Regions from separate parts of the Homo sapiens genome. Here region 1 is linked to region 2. Evidence: read pairs that join two places in POLR2A ChIA-PET (ENCODE). Cell type or tissue: Panc1. All regions are shown on one strand. Links, peaks and the distances in the headings refer to the core of each region. The heading gives the core; the rest is flanking DNA.

The links. Peaks named below come from ENCODE experiments on the same cell type or tissue, not always from the same donor. Only the 100,000 strongest peaks of a DNase experiment are listed, where the experiment ranks them.
Region 1: POLR2A ChIA-PET joins it to region 2 with 5 read pairs; 4 of 35 experiments call an interaction of 5 or more read pairs at or near these places.

Annotation. Positions count from the first base shown.
Region 1 is chr1:168,129,803-168,136,521 of GRCh38, forward strand. The region is part of intron 1 of GPR161 (G protein-coupled receptor 161); the gene reads right to left. Among named protein-coding and RNA genes, the nearest start is that of GPR161, 3.8 kb to the right of the region's middle. In Panc1, for the core only: no CTCF peak of the experiment used is centred there; no DNase peak of the experiment used is centred there; H3K4me3 peaks cover 881 bases; H3K27me3 peaks cover 1,746 bases.
Region 2 is chr1:168,192,434-168,202,488 of GRCh38, forward strand. TIPRL (TOR signaling pathway regulator) reads left to right here. Exons shown (of 7, transcript NM_152902.5): 5 at 4,114-4,209; 6 at 6,486-6,548; 7 at 7,470-9,676. The coding sequence ends at 7,613. Among named protein-coding and RNA genes, the nearest start is that of TIPRL, 18 kb to the left of the region's middle. RefSeq lists enhancers at 2,227-3,011, 4,746-5,246. In Panc1, for the core only: no CTCF peak of the experiment used is centred there; no DNase peak of the experiment used is centred there.

The DNA.
Region 1 (6,719 bases), core at 4,109-6,608, 62 kb before region 2:
TGCCCTTACCTGGCCAACCCAGGGCTGGGGTGGGCAATGCAGAAGACAGGTAGGCACAGGAACCCTCTAGAGGGTAGTCCTAGCCAAAGTCAAAATAAATGACTCTCTTTGCTTTGGGCAAGGTCACCCTAACATCCTAGCCAAACCCAATGGGCCCTTATTGAGCTCTCTGCAGCATCTGACACTTCTGACTCCTTTCATTTTTTTGAGACTCCCTCTTCCCTTGTCTTCCCTGAGCTCCTCTCTCCTGTCTCTCCGTCCTTTAGTTCCTTACCAGTCTTGCTTACCTGCTAATCATCCTACCCTGTAAGCGCTGCAGTTTTCCAAGATGCCCTCTGGGGCACTATTTCTTCCTTTCTCATCTACAGAGGAAATTAACTGTCGGCCTCCTCGATATCTCTTACCCTTGTCCAGCAGTTGCTCCTCTGGAGACCCACCCTTTTCACACACCACATCCATGTGGCTTCATGGATGTGGACACATGACCTATGCCTCGCCAATCAGCATCTTCGAACTTCCTTTGATGTAACAACAGTGTTGCTGAAACAGCTGGGAGAAGGACAGTTCCCCTTTCACATTGGATTTGAACCTGCAGCTTTCCCCCTTGCCAGAGCTGCTGGGGATCACCACACAGAACCTTAGCATGAAGAAAGGTCAAAACCAGTGAGAAAATGGGTCCTGATAAAAACCACTTGAACCCTGAACCCACACCAGAAGCCAAATACACTCGAGCATTTTAATGACATGAGCCAATAGCTTTCCTTTTTGCTTAAGTGGATTTGAATGGATATTCTACCACTTGCAAAAGAAAGACTCCTATCTGATACCTCTTCTCTCTATATGTTCCCTCTCTATGCCCACTTAAACACTGATGACTCCAAAATCTCCATGTATAGCCTAGAAACTCTTTGGTGCTCCAGATTCATATCCACCCACCTTGTAGATGTTGTCTCCCATATGTCACATTCAGGCACCTCAGATAGAACATGTACAAAATGGAATTCACATCTCTGCTGCTACCATCCCACTATGCTATTCCTCATGTTTTTCTCTACCCTAGATAAAACATCACCACCCACCCAATCTCTCAGGAAAGAAGCCTAGGACATCCTAGGCCACTCCTTAAGGGAATCCTAATGGGGTTTAGGCCCTGACTACACTTTCTGACTGTGTCACCATGGGTGTATTAATGAACATGTCTGAGCTGTGGATTTCCATACTGACTCTCTAGGATTGAATGAGATAGTGTGTGTAAAGCAGTTGGTTCCATTTCCTATCACAGACATCCAATGCATCACTAGTTCTCAGTCAAAACTTCATCCTCACTGCCACTACCCCAGCTCAGAGCCTCACCATCTTTTCCCTGGACTACTAACAGGCATTTCTCTCTTCTTCTTATTTTCGATCTCACCCCCACCCTTACCCCCCACACCAATCTCTCCTCCCAACTATTGCCAGACTGATTGTCCCCTACACAGCCAGACCATTTCATGCTATTCCCTGCCACCTGCAGAATTTATTCATTTGCAAATACCCTCTACCTCGACCATCCCAAATTGCTCACAGTTCTCCAAACACTCACTGTTGTTCTCAACTCTGTGGCTCTGTACACTGTTATCACTGCCCATAATGCTGTCTCTTCCTCCTCACCCACCTGGAGAAGAGCTCATCCTTAAGACTTGGTTAAAAAAAGAAAAAAAAAAGTTACTATAAAAGTCAAAGAAAATATAGATTGGTTAAAGTGACAAGGAGGGAAAATAAATAAAGGAAAAGCAGAAATTTAAAATATTTTTAAATGGAGAAAAGCAAAGAAAGAATGGAGAGAAAAGAGAAAATTTAGGAAAATTTACTCTTGAAGTAGGAGGGGACTTCCTAAGCAAGACAGAAAACTTGAAAACAAAGAAAAGTGATAGAGTTTTCACTTCATAAAAATTAAATACTTCTGGACAATCAAAGGTACAATAAGCAAAGTTGGGGAAGAAGACATAAAGATGTTTGATTTATTAACAAGAAAAGGATTAAAGACCAGAATTTAAAAAGAGCCTCACAAATTGATGAAATTACAAACAACTCAGTTAAAAAAATTGGCAAAGAATTTGATGGAGGAATTAGAGGAAGTGTAAGCAATCAATTTAGAGTAAACTTGGAAGAATACATCAGCATTTAAAATGCACATAACTGGCCAGGCGCGGTGACTCAAGCCTGTAATTCCAGCATTTTGGGAGGCCGAGGTGGGCAAATCCCCGGAGGTCAGGAGTTTGAGACCAGCCTCGCCAATATGGTGAAACCCCTTCTCTACTAAAAATACAAAAATTAGCCAGGTGTGGTGGCGCACGCCTGTAACCCCAGCTACGTGGGAGGCTGAGGCAGGAGAATCACTTGAACCCAGGAGGTGGATGTTGCAGTGAGCCGAGATCATGCCACTGCACTCCAGCCTGGGCGACAGAGCAAGACTCTGTCTCATAAAAATAAAATGCCCATAACTGATATGAAATGGTCTCCAAGCCGGGCGCTGTGGCTCTCGCCTGTAATCCCAGCACTTTGGGAGGTCGAGGCGGGCGGATCACGAGGTCAGGAGATTGAGACCATCCTGGCTAACACGGTGAAACCCCGTCTCTACTAAAAATACAAAAAAATTAGCCGGGCGTGGTGGCAGGTGCCTGTAGTCCCAGCTACTCGGGAGGCTGAGGCAGGAGAATGGCGTGAACCCGGAAGATGGAGCTTGCAGTGAGCCGAGATCGCGCCACTGAACTCCAGCCTGGGTGACTGAGCAAGACTCCGTCTCAAAAAAAAAAAAAAGAAAAAAAGAAATGGTCTCCAAGATCTAGATTGAACTTTTTTAATGCCCTATGTAGAACAGAGCATATAATATGCTATCATATTTATTTCTGAAAGAGAGAAAACAGAAGGCACATTTTTAGGTTTGTTTTTGTTGTTGTTGTTTGTTGGTTGGTTTTTTAAGATGGAGTTTCGCTCTTGTTGCCCAGGATGGAGTGCAATGGCACAGTCTCGGCTCACTGCAACCTCCGCCTCCTGGGTTCAAGCGATTCTCCTGCCTCAGCCTTCCAAGTAGCTGGGATTACAGGTGCCCACCACCATGCCCGGCTAATTTTTGTATTTTTAGTAGAGATGGGGTTTCACCATGTTGGTCAGGCTGGTCTCGAACTCCTGACCTCAGATGATCTGCCTGCCTCGGCCTCCCAAAATACTGGGATTACAGGCGTGAGCCACTGCGCCCAGCCCAGAAGGTACATTTTATTTGCTTGTAGGGGCATGGACTATTTCTGAAAGAATGCACAAAAACTGGTAAAATTAGTTATACCCAAAAAAGGAAAAAGAGGGCTAGGAAAGAGGAGTGGGAGGGAGATGTTGCCTTTTATAACTTTTGAATGCTATACCTTTCCAATTCACTACTTATTCTCAAACAAATAACCTTAAATAAATACAGTAAATAATTCAGTCTCTTTTTCTACACAATCTTCCAGACCTCAATAAACAAAGATAATTCTGCTTAAATAACCACTTAAAATGTACATTTCCTTTGACCCACAGATCCCACGTCCAGGAACAATTTTTACCCAGAAATATTGTACATGTACACAGATAAAGATACACAGAAAATCTAAATTAAATTGGAAGCCAATCTATGAGTCCATCAAGAGGGGAATGTTTAAATAATTTATAGGGAACCGATACTATGAAATACTATGTTATTATTAAAAAGAATGAAGTACAATGTATCTGTTATTGTTATTGAATGACTTCTAAGTCATATTGTTAAATCAGAAAAGTAAACCACAGAGCATTATTATATGACCCGATTTATGTTTTTCTTTTTTTAACAGACAGGATCTTACTATGTTGTCCATGCTGGACTTGAACTCTTAGGCTCAAGCGATCCTCCCACCTCAGCCTATCAAGTAACTGGGACTACAGGTGTGCGCCACCATGCCCAGCTTCATTTATGTATTTTTTCAAGTATATTCAATATATTCAGGTTGGTCCTAAAGTGAGAAATGTAGGTAATACTTTTTTATCATGTTTTATATAATAGCAATAAACTATATATTCACCTATGTTTCCAGGCTTGGTGACCATATTGAGCACACTGAAAAAGACCTAAAAAGACAGACATTTACAGTGGTTATCTCAAAGGTGGGGAGAAGGAGTAGAGAAGAGGTGGAGGGGAATTTAATTTATTTTCCTATATGTTACTGTGTTTTAAAATATTTACAGCTCTTAGTTTTGAAAAATTACTATATTCCATGAATGCTTTACATTATTTACCTAAGGTCACAAGTTTATAAGGGGCAGGGCTGGGAGGTAGGCTGTCTGACTTCAGATAGTGCTCTTAACACAGTGTTCTCTCACCCATTGCTTGAGTATAAAACAAACACAAACTAAAATAAAATTGAAATATACCTCCTCATGCTTTACCCCTGGCCAACTGCAAATTCCTTCCTTTATGCTCCAGCACTCCCTGAACATATTTGCCATGAATGCTATCCTCTCCCCTGCTGAGCACATAAAATGTGCAAGGAAATAGATTAAAACTAGTTGTAAGCCTTTTCTCTTGGTGTAGAAACAGAGTCATAGACGAGTACTGGGTGAATGAATGAAGTATGGAGTCATAAAGTCAATCCCTCCTCCAAACTCCAGGTAGCACTGATAGCTATCTCTAGTTCTGTTGATGTTTTTTGTTCTTATAGAAAAACAGCAAGAAGACACCATTTCTCCCCTGCTGTCATGCTTTACTGCATCTCAGAATGACAGTCAGTGCTTCCCAAGGTCTCACACAGAAGACGCAAGCAGCCTGCACACATAATTTGGTTAAACTGCACGCACATTAAAAAAAATGTTTTGAATCAGTTGCTATCTTTAAAAATATATGAAGCTTGTTTTCCGTAAAAATTTACAGTTTCCCCCAAAACTAAGATCAGGCAACCATGTGCTGGAGCCCCACCGCACCTGCAGCTGCCCCCTTACTGGAGACAGGCTTAGCAGCACACAGCTCCCACCCAGCCCTCCTGTCCACCCGCCTCCTGCACTCAGGCTTCCTGACTGGTCCCTGCTGGCAGTGGAGTTTACACCACAGAACTGTACCTCCTCTTGCTGACATTTAGGTCAGTTCCAGTTCAGCCCATTCTGTCTTCCTCGGAACCCAAACAGAGAGCTCGCAGCCCTCTGACCACACAGTGCTCCTTCACCTCTCAGAGGACGCACAGTGCACCAGGCTGCAACACAAAGAGAACGGTTCGGATATCGTTGCGGCCTTGGATTAGTTCCAAAATGTCAAGCGGGCCTCTTAATGAGGGGTCTCTATTCTTGATGTTATGGCAGTGGAGCTACAGGGCAGGGAGAAGCCCTGAGTTAAAGAACTCACCTGTGTGCCATCAGGAAACCACGTGAAAAGCACTACCAAGGCAAAAGATCTGAGTTCAATCTGGGCTGCTTACCTAGCTGGGCAAGAATGCTTCATCTCTCCTGAGCCTCAGTTTCCTCACCTATCAAATGGGCTAGTAGAGCTTCACAAGGTTGTTGTGTGAATGAAAAAGTGTACATGAAAGTGCTTGTAAGCACCTGACAAGTATAAAATAAGACGGGTGTGGAGGAGGACCGGAAGAGAGGTGCTCTGAAAGAAGTAACAGAAATGGGTGCCATGCATTCCAGTTACAGTTGAAGAGCCTCTGTCTCTATGACCTGAGGTCCCTCCCACCTCCTCTTTCTGCCCTGAGGGCCTGAAAAATGCCTCTCTTCACTTGCTCCCAGTGGCTGCAGTAAAATAGATTATAAGGGAAAACCGCCTATTCCCCGAAGCAGTAGCTCTCCAGAACTCATCTGGAGGTCCAGGTCACTAGGGGAGAAGAAGCCAGGCTGAATCCACGCCTGGCTCCACGGAGGAGCCACAAGGATGGCCATCCTCCCCCAGCCCCTAGGACGCTGAGACAGGCTCACCGGAGGTTATCGGTGTCTCCATTGGACAATCAAGGAACTGAGGTTCTTTCCCTCCAAAACCACACACCTCCTCACGGCTTCACCGGGAGGTGGATCAAATGACCTGCTCTATGAAAGCACTTTGCAAAAGGGATGAAAGTACAATAACAAGCAAAAATAGCCTCCAAGATGTGATATAAAGCGATGCCAATGCGCAGCTATGTGGTTACTGGTGAGCAGACCTCCGGGAAGCACAGGACACACCCCACTTACCCAACAGACGTTCTCATCCCATATGCCTTTGTCCAAAGGTTGCACGGGGGTTAAGCTTGGCCCAGAAGGCGCCGAGGGCTGGTCGAGTTCTCCCCTTTCCAAGAACCAGCCGAATCTCCCTCCCGCAGATCTGAGGGGCAGAGCCGCCCATCCGGCGGCGCCGGGCCACTTCTGGGCGCGCCACCCGCCGCCCGCCCAGGCTCGGGGAGACAGCGCCCTGAGTCCCGGCTGGGAGAAGGCTGCTCACCTGGTCCTCACGGATTCCAGCCGAGGGGCGTGACCGCTTCTCCCCACACCCTTTGCCCTGAGCGGGACGTGGAGTCTCTTGGCCCCAGGGGGCGCGGCCCGCATCGGCAGAGTCCCGGGCACGCACCTACGCCCTCCCATCCAGCGGACTGTTTAGGGGCTTCGGGCGGCGCCGGAGAAACGGGGCGGGCTGCACCCAGCAGAATGGGGTGGGCCTCTCAGAAGCCCCAGGCCGCAGGGGAGGGGCGCGCCCCCAACATCTTCCC
Region 2 (10,055 bases), core at 3,430-5,929:
ATTATAATTGGGTCTCTAATACTTTCCAGAAATAACTCAACTGAAACTTTTTACTAAATGCCTCATTCTTTAAGACCCAAAGACCCAGCTAAAATACCACCTTTTCTACAAGGCCCTTCACAACTCCGTTACACAGAGTTAAATATCTCTTTTCTATACTCCTTTTTAAAAACCTCTCAATTAGGCCGGGCGCGGTGGCCCATGCCTGTAATCCCAGCACTTTGGGAGGCCGAGGCGGGCGGATCACGAGGTCAGGAGATCGAGACCATGGTGAAACCCCGTCTCTACTAAAAATACAAAAAATTAGCTGGGCGCAGTGGCGGGCGCCTGTAGTCCCAGCTACCCGGGAGGCTGAGGCAGGAGAATGGCGTGAACCCGGAAGGCAGAGCTTGCAGTGAGCCGAGATCGTGCCACTGCACTCCAGCCTGGGCAACAAGCGAGACTCCGTCTCAAAACAAACAAACAAACAAACAAAACAAACAAAAAACCTCTCAATTATAGCATTTGTCATGAGATCTGTCAAAGACAGAGACCCTAACATCAAACATTGTTCTTGGGGCATAATGATTGTGGATGCTGTGATTTAAAGAATGAAAATAATACAAAAGCAGCAACAGATTTGTTTTAAAGTCAAATTTTAGCTACTTGGGAGGCAGAAGCAGGAGGATTGCTTGAGCCCAGGAGGTCAAGGCTACAGTGAGCTATGATGGTGCCACTGCACCCCAGCTTGGGAGACAAAATAATTTTATTTTTAGATAAATAAAAAATTTTATTTTTCTTATCTAAAAATAAAATTAGTTTTTTCGGTGGAATCAAAGGATTTTGAAATTGTAGTGAATTTTTAGAGAATCATTTTTTGTAGCCTCCATATTTTATAGATAAGGCCTAAAAAGATAGCTTAAGGTCATGAAACTAATTGCAAAGTTTTCTTTGTATCATCTAATATATATCATTATTCTAGCATTAGATAGTTGTTTTCATAGGCTTTACTTCTTTGCTCACTTATAACTCTAAATTCACTTTTTTTTGTTTAGATTTATTCTCTCTTCAGTTCACCTAGTCTTGTATCTTTCCACTTGTCTACCACCTGTTGAATTGACTATGCTAAATGTTCATTATGAGTTTGCATACCTGGGTGTGCATTTGTATCCAAGGGGGTATATATATCATGTCTATAAGTGGGTCGGTATTTGGAAAGCACATGTGGTTTTGTGGATGGAGTTGCTTGAAAGGATATGTGTATAAATATGTGTGTACAAGAATACATAGTAAGTCTTAAACTGAAGAGCATTTTTTTAACCAACTACTTTAAGCTGAAGTATTAGTTCATAGATATTACTATCCTGTAGTGAAATTTGTAGATGATTTAATCCACCTACTTTGCAGCAATCAACATATTTTAACTATAAAATTAAAGGAAATTGGTTTAGAATAAAATATATTTTAATACTTAAATGCATAATATGACTGCACCAAAGACATAATGAAGCAGTCAGGTACTTATATTTGCATATTGAGTCACCGTAAATGTGACAGCAAAAAATGTAGGCTGACAGAGATGTAAGGTATCAATCAGTGACTCTTAACACAATTTTCCAAAATGATGAACAACTCTTAGTGAAGTTCTAAATAAGAAAAAGTATAATCTTTCCTTGATTTGGAAAATAGTTGACTTCCTGGATAATTGAGTGATTTTTTTTTTATTATCTATGTAAAATGGAAATAGTTTCTAAAGTCAGATCATTATAAGTAGGCTTTTTCACCTCTGTGAATGCCTGGTAAGATACTGCAAGTTTTGTGGAATGCAGGACTGGACTTTGTTGTATAGGATTGTCCTGTGCATCCCAGATCTGTCGTTCTGGTCCTTATTCACTAACTGTTGATATTGGTTGCTTATTGATGTGACAAGAAAAAGTACTCTCACAAATTCCCAAACGTCCCCTAGGAAAGAACTACTGCCCTAAAATATGCTATTGTATTGGCACTAGAGTTCTGGTCTCCTAATTCCTACTCTCTCCACTGTGCCATGCTAAAATGATATTTCAGTTTACTGCCTGTGTTGTGTCCAGTGTGACTGTTGGTAACTAATTTTGAAATTTGAAGAAATGTTGCAAGTCAGTTTTTCCATAAATTACACATATCACTGTGTAGTAATGTCAAATAATAATGATGTGCTTCTCAATTTGTTGTGACATCAAGTTGTCATAAGTCAGGTTATTTCTACAGCTTTCCTTTACTAAAAGTCTTTTTTTTAAGTCTGTTGCTGATAACCCCATCAGAATACACTTTGGCTCAGAGCCTTTTCTCCAGCAAAGGTATTAATACCTTCTAGCTTCAGTTTTATCCGGAAAATGGTTAATGAGCACCTGCTGTGTGCTAGGTACTTTTCTAAGCAATAGAGATGTGGTGATGAACAAAGCAGATATTTCCACCACCATGGAGCCTACAGTCAAGTGGAAACATAAATGAAGATAGTTACAAATCCGTTAATTCGTAATGGAGTGCTATGAGAGAGAATACCAAGATAAATCTATTGTGGTATGGAATGGTAAGAAAGGCCCCTCTGTGGAAGTGACATGTGTACTGAAATCTGAAGGACAAGTGAACATTAGCCGGGAGAATACTCCAGGTAAGGGAAGAGGGTGTGTAATGGTCCCAAGGCAGAAAAGAATTTGGCCTGTGGCTGGTGACTCTCCAGGCAGTTAAGTCACTGTCATTACTGGGTTATCCTGTTATTTCTTCTTTCATCATTAATGTAGCCCTGTGCTTATATGTAAGATTATAGGCAGTTCCCTGAATATATGTTATTATTTCATGTCTCAGTACTTTTTGTACATGCAGGTCCCCTTTCTGAAATTCTCCTTCCCATCTCTAGCTGTTCTTTCTGTGGTCAGCTCAAGCCTTGTCTTATCTGATGTTCTTCAGCAGACTTAGGTACTTCTTTCTCAAATGCTTATTGAGCCTTGTGCATACCCATTATAGCAGCTACCACATCTGTTTGACCTTTCCCTGGCTGATAACCTTTTTGAGCATTGGGATTCTATTTTTTCATTTATATAAATCCAAGACTTACTATAGTAAGAACTTGGTGTTAGTAGACAATAGGTATTTATTCAGCAAATGGCCAAGCATATTCATTTTAATTAATTAATTAATTTTGGGACAGGGTCTTGCTCTGTTGCCCAGGCTGGAGTGCAGTGTTACAATCATGGCTCACTGCAGCCTATCTCCCAGGCCCAAGCCATCCTCCCAGCTTAGCCTTCCACGTAGCTAGGACTACAGGCTTGTGCCACCGTGCTTTGCTAATTTTTTGTATTTTTTGTAGAGATGGGGTCTGACTCTGTTGCCCAGGCTGGTCTTGAACTCCTGGGCTCAAGTGATCTTTCCACCTCAACCTTCCAAACTGCTGTGATTATAGGTGTGAGCCACCATGCCAGCTAAACATATTCATTTTAAAGACCCAAATACCTCACATTCCATTCAACCGCTCTCTCCCCGCCACCAGGACCCACCTTCATACTTTCTCCACTGATTCTGCCTATCATTAGTAGTTATACTTGGAAAGCAGAGGAATTTGTAGATGTGCCACAGATGAAAGATGTTAAGAATGTGTTATAGTGTTCTGATAAACCAGGTCTTTAGCAATATGTAATAGTGCCTACAGGTTGCACTGAATTAGAGCATTCTGTGTAAGGTCTGTTGCTTTGTTTTATGTAAAGTGAATAGGTGAGTAGTGACAAAGAACTAGGTTGTTCTTTCATTTTGGTTTTATTGGTGTTGACATTTACTATCAGTACCTGCCATTTTTTGAAATAAACATTATAATTTTTACATTACTTGGGTATGTTTTTAAGTCTTTTAAACCTCAATATCTCCTCACCTAGAAAAAATATTTTAGGAAACCGAAACTATGATGTTAAATAGTTTGCACAAGGTTTTGAGGCTAGTTGGAGCTAGGACAAAGAGCTTCTAGTTGAGAGATTTTTATAAACTGTGAATTCAGCCTTATTCCAGGGTTTTTTTGTTTTTTGTTTTCAAATTTTTTCTTTCAGCAAAGTAATAAAATGTTTAATTTTTATTAAAATATTAATGTACCTTTTTTTTTTTTTCCAGAGAGTAATGCCTTCTAGCTTTTTCCTGCTGTTGCGGTTTTTCTTGAGAATTGATGGGGTGCTTATCAGAATGAATGACACGAGACTTTACCATGAGGTATTTATTGTTGTTTAATGAATATACTAATTGATACTGGGCTTGTTTGTGTTGTTTAATTGTCAATCTGAGAATTTGAAATTAAACAATCTATATTATATGGCAGTCTTTCTAACTGTTAAGTCTGAGTGTTTCACATTCACTGTTGACTGCAGGCTATCATCAAAACATTACATTTCCTTTTACAAAGGTTCTGGTGACTCAAAATGTTTTCTAAAAGACACTCCCTAATTGGGGAGGGGTCTTTTGAGACAATTTTGTATGTACTTAATCCATGTTTAAGAAAACTGTCCTTTAACTCTTACCTTTGTTTACAGTATATGTTGTTTATGTAATGTCCTGATGTACATTAATATACAGGAAGTACATTAATATATTAATCAGGCCAAGGCCGGGCGCCGTAGCTCACGCCTGTAATCCCGGCACTTTGGGAGGCCGAGGTGGGTAGATCACCTGAGATCAGGAGTTCGAGACCAGCCTGGCCAACATGGTGAAACCCTGTCTCTACTAAAAATACAAAAAATTAGCCAGGCATGGTGGCACGGACTTGTAGTCCTAGCTGCTACTTGGGAGGCTGAGGTGGGAGGATTGCTTGAGCTGGTGAAGGTTGAGGCTGCAGTGACAGAGCAAGACCCTGTCTCAAAGAAAAAAAAAAAAAAGAAACATACCTAAGTTATACAGTTAGTAGGTGGCAGAATTGGAATTTGAACCTAGTAGGATAGGATTGGATTGATGCTTTCTAAACCCTTCACTTAGGGATTTTTTCTTGAAATAACATGGTTATAGTGATAGACCTTTTTTCTTTTAAAAGTGGTGGCAAAGTACTAAACATAAGCTATATTTTTGTTCCCCAGAAAGAGAAATCTAAATTTTATTTTTATTTATTTATTTGAGATGGATGGAGTCTTGCTCTGTTGCCCAGGCTGGAATGCAGTGGCGCGATCTTGGCTCACTGCAACCTCTGCTTCCTGAGTTCAAGCAATTCTCATGTCTCAGCCTCCCTAGTAGCTGGGATTACAGGCGCCCACCACCACACCTGGCAATTTTGTTGTTGTTGTTTTTAATGGAGTGATGGGGTTTCACCATGTTGGCCAGGCCGGTCTTGAACTCCTGACCTCAAGTGATCCAATTGCCTCGGCCTCCCAAAGTGCTGGGATTATAGGCGTGAGCCACACCGCTCCTGGCCTAAATGTTAAAAATACTGTTTTAATTAAACAATATTGAATTTTAGGAATTTATCCTAAAAAGATTCTTTTATATAATAATCTACTAATATTAATTGGGCAATTACTCAGAGTTATACGTACATGAATATTCACAGTAGTATTGTTTATAATAGCAGAAAGGAAGGAAAGTAGGAACTTAATGCCCATTAAATGGCCATTAATTAAATTGTTTATATCCATATGGTATAAAATATATAATTATTAAAATTGGTTGCAGAGATTGATATTTAAGTAATTTTGAAAGATATTCATTTCAGTGTTGAACTTTCAAAAGCAAGTATGAATCTACTTACATAAGATTCTCTGTAGAGATTTCTAAGTATTAAAGATAGTGTTACCTATAAGCTGTGATCACTGATGATTTATACTTTTATATTATTTGATTTTTTTCCTACAGTGACTATTAATCTGTTTTTATTAATACAAGAGAGTGAAACCTTAAAGGCATATAATTTTGTGGCTTTTCTTTTATTGAAAAGTGTTTCAAGAAGTAAATTATAATAAGTTGCTGTTCTAAAACCTAACCAAAAATCTTAAATGGGAAAAATTGAAGTACAAAAAAGGTGATTTTAAGTAAGCTATTTGGTAAGAGCTTTATGGAATGGGAAAGAATAAAAATTTTAAAGCATGTTTTGCAACATAAAAGTAGCACAATTACGTAGGTAAATGATAAGATAGCTTAAGGGAAAGATGTTTCAAACTTGAAGTAATTTTAAAATCTCTTGCATATTTCATTTATACAAATTCATTATATACATTATTCATTTATATACATATTCTTTCAAAGTAAAATCTTTGCTATGTTTCTCTTACATGGTAATTATAAAATCTGTTTACATATGTGTATCATCATTATAATGTATAGAAATTGGAAATAATAATCCAATTTGAGTTAAATAGGAGTTATCTCAGTGTAGAACAAGATGTTCTCTTTAGACTGCATGCTGTTTTGACAACCTATCCTAAAATGTAGGCAGTCTGTTTTTAATACAAAGGATTTTGTAAATCAGTATAATTAAATTTATTGCAACTGTTTATTTTTAAATACAGGCTGACAAGACCTACATGTTACGAGAATATACGTCACGAGAAAGCAAAATTTCTAGTTTGATGGCAAGTACTTAAATTTCAGTTTTTAGAAGTTAATTTTAATGTTTCATTTTAATTTAAGTAGCATATACCCCTGACCCCAACCACCCAAGTTTACATCCCTAAACCCATTCATTCACCTAATGGGGCTCTATAGGATAAATTCTATGGGAGCATAACTTTTCTGACCTTACCTCAAATACAAGAACATTTAGAGCTGCTAGGTACTTAAGCCTCATCTAATCTAATTTTCACATTTTGTTCTAGAGAAATTGAAACCCAGAGGTGTGACTTACTCTGAGTCACATAGCTGGCTGGTGATGGATGTTCTTTACACTTACCACCCTGCCGCCTTATTTCTTTCTACATAGTCTCCTTTTCTCTTCCGAAAATGTGGTGATTCTGTACCATAATTTGTTTGTTTTGGCATCATTTTTCTTTATTTTTTACTCCCCGGGACCTGTGAAGCCTTCCTTAGAACTTAGGATTCTATAATGGGTTGCTTAAAAATTGGTACCTTCCTATAAACTTGATTTTATTTTTTCACGCTTAGTATGTACTTCTGTCTGGGTATAGAGTATACTTGGAACAGAAAAGTTACTACTTAGATTCTATTGTAGACTACATGCTGTGCTCTAACCGAAGACTAGTGTTTTCAAGTTACAAAAGCAGGAGATACATAGGGTTGGATTAAGATGTATTAAATTCTTAGGACATTTGTGGGAACATTATAGATTATATAACCCTGTGATCTTTGATGAAATCATTCAGTAACAAAGTTGAATGATTCCGTATCAAGAAATACCTATTATTTTTAGGAGCACATATGCATATATTGCACCTGATTTTAAAATTTCCATGCTTTATGAATGCTTGAACCAAAACATTTGTAAAAAATTTCAGTACAGTAACTGAATATGCTAATATGATTTATGTATTTCCTAGCATGTTCCACCTTCCCTCTTCACGGAACCTAATGAAATATCCCAGTATTTACCAATAAAGGAAGCAGTTTGTGAGAAGCTAATATTTCCAGAAAGAATTGATCCTAACCCAGCAGACTCACAAAAAAGTACACAAGTGGAATAAAATGTGATACAACATATACTCACTATGGAATCTGACTGGACACCTTGGCTATTTGTAAGGGGTTATTTTTATTATGAGAATTAATTGCCTTGTTTATGTACAGATTTTCTGTAGCCTTAAAGGAAAAAAAAATAAAGATCGTTACAGGCAGGTTTCACTCAACTGCTGTTTGTACTGTCTGTCTTCACATTCATATTCCAGATTTATATTTTCTGGAGTTAAATTTGGATGATTTCTAAATTATCACAAAGTGGGACCTCAGCAGTAGTGATGTGTGTGTCTCATGAGCAGTGAGCACAGTCTGCATTCATCATGAAACACTATCTTCTACCAGGAGGAGGTTAATGTAAATCACCAAATCCCAATGCCTTGTGACTTTCATAGGATTCCTGATCATGCATGTTGATGTACTGGCTCTTCACTTTGGGCTTTCTGATGTTTATTCACACCTTTGGAGAGTTGCAACTTGCCACATACGAAATTAGTCTCATAGTGTAGTGAACTTCAACCCCAAAATTTTAAAAATGTATTTCCCCCCAGTTTTAAATTGCCTTTGAAATTTAAAAAAAAAAAATTTAGACTTAGTACCAGAACCAAAAATACCTAGATTTTTGGAGAACTTATTACATACATAGAAACATGAATATGGTTTACCACTGTGTGTGTGTAGGATGTTAGAATTATCTGTCCTCCATCTTTAGGTGCTTTTTCTTAAATGTGGTTCTACTTATACTGATATTTTTAATTTCCATCTTCCATGCAACCTCAGAGTGAATAAACCCCTTAAATTTGGTGCTGGTTCGAAAAAGTCTAAAGGGTTTATTAGGGGTTGTTTTTCGCAAATATTACATCAATCCTTAAAGCAACAAGATTAATTTTCTGCTTAAAATATTTGGGAAGATAGGTAAGGAGGAGGGGGTTTTAAAATATAAAAGCAAGTTTTTCTATTTTAAGGTGCATATTTGTAACATTACAGGGGATGAAGTAAAATGTAATTAATTAGCACAAGACTTAGGGAGTACAGAAAATACACAGAAGTAAATTTCAAATCCATTTGATTGTTTTCATAGTGACCCCTTAGTCATTTTATATTCTTGTCTGCCTTTCTAGAAAAATGGTTGTCATAAAGTGGAAAGTGATTAAAAAGCATCAAATAAGAAATTATTTCAAGTGGATTTTTAAAAATATTTTTTTGAAGGGCAGGGGGAAAATTCACCCCTTTTCTGATTTGAAATATGTTGTACATATTTCCATTTGATGGATAAATCATTAAGTAAGAATATTTGATTTAAAGTATTAGCCAACCTCTTCAGGTATTAGCCTGAAGATAAATTTTAACAAAACATATACACTTGGGTATCCGTCATTGCTCAAACTCTATAGTGTATTGCTGGAGCCAATAGGCAGGGTATATTTTATTAGCTAAATTTGATATTTGTCTTCTGCCTTCTGTATCACCTCCAAGCTATAGGAAATCAGGATTTTGTTGGCTTTAAGAAAACACATGGTATGTTCACTGTATATTAAATATACCTGTATTTAATGTTTTCTCTTAGGACAGAAAAGTAGACACACACACACACACACACACACATGTTGTGTTCAGCTTTCTGTTTTATATTATTTGCCATTGAGATTAGAATAGAACAGGCTCTATTCATGCAAACTATATGAAATGAAAAACTTTTAAGACTCTTCATTAATTGGAGCTTCTGGGCAACATCGTGTGTGTGTGTGTGTGTGTGTGTGTGTGTGTGTGTATACAGACATTTTTTTTTTAACTTGTTGATTCAGATGTCTTGGTCCCTGAATAGTCCTAGATTACTTATTTTGAGAATTCATTGTTAAAAATTACAGGGAATTAAAATAATTGCCTTTTTTTTTTTTAGAGGGTAAGAGATGGGTAGAAGAGTATGCCTCTGAAAATTTTATTAGTTTATTCTTGTGGAGAATACCAAGAAAATGTGTATTTGCCCATTGCTAAATATGATATATGCCATTTTGTATTTATTTGTCCCAAGTGTCTTTTTGTAAGAGGAGAATAAACAATAAGGAATTACTGATCAAAGTTTTACTATTTCATTTATTTGAGTTTTTCTTAGAGCTTAATTAAAGAAGTGTGGTTTGGGGTATACTTTTCTTATTTGTGCTTTATGTTTTGAACTCAGTCAACACTGTAGACAGTCTCCAGGCAGGTTATAAATTAAAACCTAACTGATGGTTCAGAATACAATTTCCCAGTTTGCATTTGGGCTCTTGCCTCTCCTCTCCCTCTGTTCATCAATATTTCCATGGATGTTTTTTAACAGTATTTTCTGTATGTTGGGTTAATGTTTTTGGTTTTTGAAAATATGAATACCTGTCGTATGTATTAGTTTTGAGTACTATATGTACAATTATGGTGCTAGGTATAATAGATTACAACAATGAAGCGATGTAGTA